Regions from separate parts of the Mus musculus genome. Here regions 2 and 3 are each linked to region 1. A link is a loop called in an ENCODE intact Hi-C map of the cell type or tissue named here. Cell type or tissue: gastrocnemius. All regions are shown on one strand.

Region 1 (2,500 bases):
GCAGCAATGCCTCTGCGCATGCGTCACTTGGCATGTGGGCATGTCTGTAGCATACATTAGGAAATAAGGTTGTGGAATCAAAGAGTCAGATTTGGGAAACTGCTTTTCACAGACATTCATTTCGTCCTTGAACCAGTTCTGAAAGTCTCCTAGCAGATCTGGGATGGAACTTAGTAGAGTAGTTGTGTCGTGTGTTCATGTGGAGCCCTGGTTTCAAATCCAGCACCTCAGAAAACAAAGAAAACAGAACCCACACACTCAGATGAGTCAAGCAAGTTTGGGGCAGACACCAAAAGCTTAGCTCTCCAAATAGCACAAGCATTATGTACTGTGGTTTATCTAATTCACCATCGGACAAAGTGTGAAGCTTAGACCTCTGCCACTAGACAGGGTCTCTAGACCACACTGGCTCAGTCCCCTATGTAGCTGTGGCCTTCAACTTCTGACTCTCCTGCCTCCACTTCCTGAGTTCTGGAGGCCTAGCTGTCTATCACCATACCACACTTGAAACACGAACTTTTCTTTTTTAAATCTAAGGCTTATATTTTGTGTGGCGATTCTGCACAGGGGCTACGCTGATCTCTGTGTTGTTCTGACTTTAACTGTGTGCTGTGGTCCACACCTGTGATCTAAGCACTTAGAGAAAGTGTGGAACGAGCATTCTTTTTTTTTTATTTTTTATTTTTTGGTTTTTGGAGACAGGGCTTCTCTGTGTAGCTCTGGCTGTCCTGGAACTCACTCTGTAGACCAGGCTGGCCTCGAACTCAGAAATCCACCTGCCTCTGCCTCCCAAGGGCTGGGATTAAAGGCGTGTGCCACCACTGCCCGGCCAGCTTGCACTCTTAATGGCGTAAGCGGTTATTACTCAAGATTTAGGCATCTGTTTCCCTTCTTGGGCTGTTTGACACCAGAACCATTAGATCTGGTGATGTTGTCAAGCCTCCAAGATTTCTCCCAAGTAGCTCCAAGGAGCCCTGCTTGTTACTTCACTGGTTCCGGCGGTAAGTAGGTGTTGGAGTGGAGAGCCGGACTTTGTAGATTCCCCCATACAAGCTGAAAGCAGTTGGTGCATAGTAAGGCCAGAAATGATACAGGACTACAAAGGTAAGTGCTTCCTTGCCAAACGCCTGGGTTCTTTTCTGAGACTACAGCACCCCCTAGTGGAAATTGTTATTATCTCTTCCTTTACTCTCTGTGTGTGTGTGTGTGTGTGTGTGTGTGTGTGTGTGTGTGTGTGAGAGAGAGAGAGAGAGAGAGAGAGAGAGAGGGAGAGAGAAGGAGGAGAAGGAGAAGAAGAAGAAAGAAGACGAAGAAGAAGAAGAAGAAGAAGAAGAAGAAGAAGAAGAAGAAGAAGAAGAAGAAGAAGAAGAAGAAGAAGAAGAAGAAGAAGAAGAAAGAACAAACTAGAATTTTTCTTCAAAACAAAACTGGCCTAGATAGTTTCGCCGAGGATGCCATTAAACCTTCTTTTTCTTTATTCTGTAAGGACCAAGGGTTGAACCCAGGTGTACATGGTGAGCAGCACTCTCTCACTGACATACATTCCCTATCCTTTTAAATCCCTTTTAGAAATTGCTTTTCTTGGACTAATAGGGTGGCTACATGAGTAAAGGCACTCGCCACCAAGCCTGACAACGTGAGTTTGATCCCCAGATCCTTATAACGGCAGGCTAGCCAGGCAACAGTGACCTAGGCCTTAACATCTTACCTAGGCCTAAACATTCCATTTAGGCCTTAATATTTGAGATTGGAATATTTGAGGTCAGCTTGGGTTACACAGTGAGACTGTCTCAATGGGACAAAGAGGATGAGTTTATTTTATATATTTTTTTTGTTGTTGATTGGAAGCAAGAAGTATATGTTTCTTTGGTAACTTTCTTTTTTAAATGCTGGGCTCAGTGGAGGAAGCCTGCAATTCTGTCTCCTCAGGAGTCTGAGGCGGGAAGATGGTAAGCTCAAGGTCTTCCAGAACTAGAGCGCGACTCCAAGGACAGCTGGGACATTAGTGAGATCTTGTCTCAAAATAAAAATATAAGATGGAGTTGAAGATGTTGCATAGTGGTGGAGTGCCTGTCTACATGTGAAAAACCAGGGTTTAATCCTTAGTTGTGTTGTGTGTGTGTGTGTGTGTGTGTGTGTGTGTGTGTGTGTACATAGGACCACTCCCTATTACTGGCTAATCTTCATTGTCAACTTGACTAAATTTAAAATCACCTAGGAGACACACTTCGAGGTGTCTGTAAAGGTCCTGTCAGGGTTAACTGTGAAGAGCAGACCTTGCATGCATGTGGATCACATGGACTGAAGGCCTATACTGAATTCAATGGAAAACGCTGCCTGCCTGCCTGCCTGCCTGCCTGCCTGCCTGCCTGTGTTCTTCTCTTCCACTTCCTGACTGAAGATTCAATGTGACCGGCCACCACACACTCCCGATACCATAACTTCCTCAGCACGGTGGACTGTACTCTTGAACTGTGAACCAAAATACACTCTTCATTTC
Region 2 (2,500 bases), 100 kb before region 1:
TCAAGATGACCGGGTGTGCCTAGGGGGAAAGAGGCTGCAGGATGGTCTGAGATGGTAAGGGCTAGTGTTCCATTGCGGGCAGACCCTTGGGACGTGGGAATGAAGAACAGAGAAACTAGAAAGTCAGCGGAAGCCTGCGGTAGTAGTTAAGACTAGATAATGGGAGAGCAGACGGGGGTGACAGGTGGGGGTGAGGGATCAACGATGGGGCGGGAGTGTGCCCGGGATTCAACTTTAGCATCGGTGTTCTCTCCCCCTACTGTTCCTTATTGCAGGTCTAGCATTGAACCATATGGAAGTTTCTGAAACTGGGGAGCCCGATGATGGGGGGTGGAGCCCGTGGGGGATAGAGGGAGCAATAGATTTTATCCCCAGGCTAACCCCAACCCCTCCCTGTCCTCTGGATTAAAATGGGGAACACCCTGGGCCTGGCACCGATGGGTACTTTACCCCGCCGGAGCCACCGTCGAGAGGAACCGCTGCCCAACCCCGGGAGCTTCGACGAGCTGCACCGGTTGTGCAAAGGTGAGACCGCAGCTTTTGGGTGTCTCAGGATGAAGGGTCATAGAGAAGGGGAGGGTCCTGAATGCTGATGTCCAGTGATGTGAACAGCGAGGGGAGATCACAGCTGGAGCATCCGGCAGTCAAAAAGGACCAGATGTTCAAAGCAGAGCGTTTTGTTGCAGGATTTGAAAGGAGGTCATTTCCTCCAGTGCTTCATATGCAATTGAAAGGGGAGTCCGTCTATGTAGTTAGGGGTCCTTATCTGTGCATGTTCCTTCCCTTCAGATGTATTCCCAGCACAGATGGAAGGCGTGAAGCTGGTTGTCAACAAGGTTCTGAGCAGCCATTTCCAGGTGCTCCCACTGGTCTGGCCCCTACTTACCCCCCTCCTCCCTGCTTGTCTCTGGATCCTCTTTACACCTATTAGTCCTGTCTTGGCTAGGCTATGTGGGACAAATGAGGGGAAGTGTGGGGTCCTCCCCCCCCAATGCCTTTAAGCAACAAGATGTGGGACTTGTTGCTTAAAGTCCAGTGGCCCTCTGCATGCGTTGGAATAGTTGAGGTTTTAAAAAGCCCCCTCTGGATGGAAAAAAAGGTCAAGGGTGGGAGACGGGATTGAAACGAAATAGAATGCTCTGTTCTCCGTTGTCTCCTCTTTCCTCAGGTGGCTCATACTGTGCACATGAGTGCCCTGGGCTTGCCAGGGTACCACCTCCATACCGCCTATGCAGGGGACTGGCAGCTTAGCCCCACAGAGGTGAGGGCTCCCCCACACTCGCGTCAACTGTGTAAAACGCACATGGACGTAGGTCTTGAGAATTTGGAAATGTGTGTGATCAGCAACTATGTTCTCAGTGCCTCTTCTGAACGCGAGCTAGTCCTGTGCAAAGCTGCCCGAGTTTGTCTTTGGCGTCCACCAGGGGGCACTGTGAGATGTTACTGAAATCCCTTCCTGTTCATGTGCCAATGGATAGAGCTACCTACCCATCTCAGCCTTCCTGTCTACGCTCCCTAACAGGTGTTCCCCACTGTGGTGGGGGATATGGACAGCAGTGGCAGTCTCAACGCCCAGGTCTTGCTTCTGTTGGCAGAACGGCTGCGAGCTAAGGCTGTCTTCCAGGTGACCCACAGTTCCTGCCTCCATCCACCGAGGCACCTCTCTTTCTCCTCCATGGGTATCCTGCCTTGGGGGACGCAGGGGGAGGAGGAGCAGAGGCAATACTGAATATAAACAGAGAGAAGGGTATTTTATTTGTTACTCTCCCCACCCAGACACAGCAGGCCAAGTTCCTGACATGGCAGTTTGATGGCGAGTATCGGGGAGATGACTACACAGCCACTCTGACCCTGGGAAATCCGGATCTGATTGGGGAATCAGGTGGGGAACTGGGACGGAGTTCTGGGGGTGGGGGGACCTTTTTGGCTAGGCTAGGGTGGGAATGACCAGATGGTAAGAAACTAAACCTGACTCCCTGACTCTTGCATCCTCTCTCCCTGACAGTGATCATGGTTGCTCACTTCCTGCAGAGCATCACCCATCGGCTTGTGCTAGGAGGAGAGCTAGTTTATCACCGGCGGCCAGGAGAAGAGGGGGCCATCTTGACTCTGGCTGGGAAGTACTCAGGTACGAGATCAAGTGAATGATGGTGAGGAGGAGAGACTCGGGGCTTTTCTGGGGTTCCTTTGCCTGTATCTACGATGGTAACTGCCTTTTCCCTCTGTTCTCCCCCACCCTGCAGCTGTCCACTGGGTAGCTACGTTGAATGTTGGGTCAGGTGGGGCCCATGCAAGTTATTACCACAAGGCCAATGAACAGGTAAGACTACCAAGCTCATCTCTTAGCCTAGTGAGTCAGTCAACCAGAACCTTCTGCCCCTCGAGTCTTCCCAGGCTTCTGGCCTATGATTCTTTCTGGCCTCATCTGGTCTACATTTTCACACATGCATTCCAGCTTGCTTATACCCTGCCAGAACTCCTGTGGGATTCATGGCGACGG
Region 3 (2,500 bases), 140 kb before region 1:
TTGAGACCAGACCCCCCCTGCTGCCGTACAAGGATATGGGTGGCCCCCGCAGGGATCGTGACCACATCGCTGTATCCATACCTGTGAGGAAAAAGTAAATAAAGAACTCAGCATCGCCTGAATCCTTTCAGCTGGCCATACTGTGTTTGTCTGGGTGTGGATGTATGTGTTAGGGGTTTGTACTGGCTGGTTTTGTGTGTCAACTTGACACAGGCTGGCGTTATCACAGAGAAAGGAGCTTCAGTTGAGGAAATGCCTCCATGAGATCCAGCTGTGGGGCATTTTCTCAATTAGTGATCAAGGGTGGGAGGGCCCCTTGTGGGTGGTGCCATCCCTGGGCTGGCAGTCTTGGGTTCTATAAGAAAGCAAGCTGAGCAAGCCAGAGGAAGCAAGCTAGTAAGTAACATTCCCTCCATGGCCTCTGCATTAGCTCCTGCTTCCTGACCTGCTTGAGTTCCAGTCCTGATTTCCTTTGGTGATGAACAGCAACGAGGAAGTGCAAGCTGAATAAACCCTTTCCTTCCCAACTTGTTTCTTGGCCATAATGTTTGTGCAGGAATAGAAACCCTAAGACAAGGTTACTTCTTCAAGCTTTTATGAGGTTATCTGTCCACCCTAGAAAGGAGCTACCAGCAAGTGTACCTTTCTTAACCTTCTCTCTGACTCCCACTACTGCTTACTGAATGTCTTGCCAGTCCTGGCCTCCCTGGGGCCTGTCCAATTCCTACTCTTCGCTCAGAGGTCACCGCCCAAGGGAGCCTTCCCTGATGCCTTCAAGAGCTCTCGTGCCCTCTGTGTTCAACATGTGGAGCGCTGCATTGTAACCACCTACTCATCTGTCTCTCCCTGAGACTACAGAAAGTGCTGAGTGGGCAGGAAAGCAATGGGCCCCAAGACTAGACCAGGAGAACAGAGCAGACAAGAACTACTGAAAGGACCTGAATTTTTTGAAGGAGCCCGACTGCTTGCTGCAGCGAGAGCCATCCCCGCCGCACACCATGCACTTGTCAAATTTCTTTTTGGAGCCAATGATCCGGTCACAGCCAGCATGGATACAGCGGCCCTGGACACAGACAGAGGAGGTGTCTGGGGAGCAGGGAGTCCCATCTGCCACCTGAGGAGCGAAGGAGGGATATTGTTAATTAGAGTTCTTGCTAAGTCAGCAGGGGTTTGTAAGGTAAAACATCTGGAAGGTGAAATCGGAAAATCACAGGAAAGGGAGAGATGTAGGGGAGACTTCCGCTGTATGGGATTACTAGGATAATAATGATACACGTAACCAGTGTTCTTGCGCTGGCTATGCATCAGGTGAAGCACAAAATGCTTTAGGTCTCACAATTTCTAAGGGTGAACTTTTGAGGTTTAGAAATATCACAAATTGAGAGGGCCAGGATTTTTAGTCCCAGCACCAAACTCTAAACTTAATGGTGCAGCTGCCAATGGCCACTAGGGGGCAACAAACTTGCAGGAATAATTTTGTATAGCCTCCTGGAGAAGGCAGGGGCGTCCAAAGATGCTAGGGCTTCTTTCCCCTTGAACCTGCCACTCTGTGATACAAAAGGGGTGTCCACGAGTTAGCGGTCTTCAGGAAGCCTATCCACTGAGGGACTGACTGTCAGGGGACCAATACTTTGACAGAGTCAAAAGTGAAAGAGCGGAGAATCCAGTCAAGGATTTCCTCCCCGAGGTCTCTGGTCCTCACCCGGGGCTCCAATACGTAGTAGTAGCCCAGTGCCCGGGCCTGGCAGGTGAGTTTGCATTGGTCTCGAGGGGCCACACCTGTGTAGCGCGGAACCCAGTCCATGGGCCCTGGAAAGCTCTTGAAGAGGTCGGTTCGGTGGTTGTAGGCAGCACACTGCTCTTCACGGAAGGTCAATGCTACAGGCATAAAGCAAACAGTCTGAGCCTCTCTCTCCTCACACCATCCCACACACCCTTCCACCTAGACCCTCAGAACTTTAGCCATCTTGGCATCTCTCCCTCACAGATTTCCAGGGATAGTTCTAGAAAGATAATTTCCCCGGTAGAAGACACAATCCGCACCTTAGGCCAGGACTCAAGACACAATCCTTCCTGTCCACCACCCCTTCCCAGGGCTCCCATCTTCACACCCCTCACCTGAGCCGTGTGGGCAGTTCTCCGTGTTGCAGGAGCGGAAGCGAGTCCGGCGGCCCTCACAATACTTGCCACCGTTCCGGGGGACGGGCCTCGTGCAATCCCGGGAGGAGAACTGGACACCACCCCCACAAGTCCTGGAGCAGTCACCCCATGGTCCCCAGGGGCCCCAGCCTCCAGCCTGAGGAACCTGCAAGGGCACAGAACGGAGATGGGGTTAGGCCTTGCTTAGGGCCAGTCCTTTCTCTAGGCCTGTTACCCAAGCCATGCCCTGAGGTCTCACATTGAAGTCCTTGAGCTGGTCCACGTGCAGACAGCGGCCACCCATGCAGGCCTGTGAAGACCCGCAGGGAGTGCCATCAGCCCAAGGTGAGTGCTTCGTCTG

Evidence for each region. Hi-C counts contacts between places; a loop is a spot of excess contacts. Peaks named below come from ENCODE experiments on the same cell type or tissue, not always from the same donor. Only the 100,000 strongest peaks of a DNase experiment are listed, where the experiment ranks them.
Region 2: a loop joins it to region 1, with 6 times the contacts of the local background. A loop is called at or near these places in 35 of 42 quality-filtered maps.
Region 3: it touches region 1 in a loop (5-fold over the local background); 25 of 42 quality-filtered maps call a loop at or near these places.

What each region holds. Positions count from the first base shown.
Region 1 is chr1:171,117,077-171,119,576 of GRCm38, reverse strand. It overlaps a transcript of Cfap126 not described here. Among named protein-coding and RNA genes, the nearest start is that of Cfap126, 4.7 kb to the left of the region's middle. In gastrocnemius, a CTCF peak has its summit at 1,137 (motif pointing left); a DNase peak (open chromatin) is centred at 1,144.
Region 2 is chr1:171,219,929-171,222,428 of GRCm38, reverse strand. It overlaps Tomm40l (translocase of outer mitochondrial membrane 40-like), which reads left to right. Exons shown (of 10, transcript NM_001037170.2): 1 at 1-54; 2 at 276-525; 3 at 790-857; 4 at 1,169-1,261; 5 at 1,523-1,624; 6 at 1,777-1,882; 7 at 2,006-2,128; 8 at 2,244-2,320. The coding sequence starts at 411. It also overlaps a transcript of Apoa2 not described here. Among named protein-coding and RNA genes, the nearest start is that of Tomm40l, 1.3 kb to the left of the region's middle. In gastrocnemius, a CTCF peak has its summit at 1,416 (motif pointing right); DNase peaks (open chromatin) are centred at 366, 950 and 1,432; H3K4me3 peaks cover 1,399 bases; H3K27ac peaks cover 1,304 bases.
Region 3 is chr1:171,256,333-171,258,832 of GRCm38, reverse strand. It overlaps Adamts4 (a disintegrin-like and metallopeptidase (reprolysin type) with thrombospondin type 1 motif, 4), which reads right to left. Exons shown (of 9, transcript NM_172845.3): 5 at 2,399-2,500; 6 at 2,119-2,305; 7 at 1,703-1,878; 8 at 939-1,114; 9 at 1-81. Among named protein-coding and RNA genes, the nearest start is that of Adamts4, 7.5 kb to the right of the region's middle. In gastrocnemius, a CTCF peak has its summit at 1,435 (motif pointing right); a DNase peak (open chromatin) is centred at 1,468; H3K27ac peaks cover 514 bases.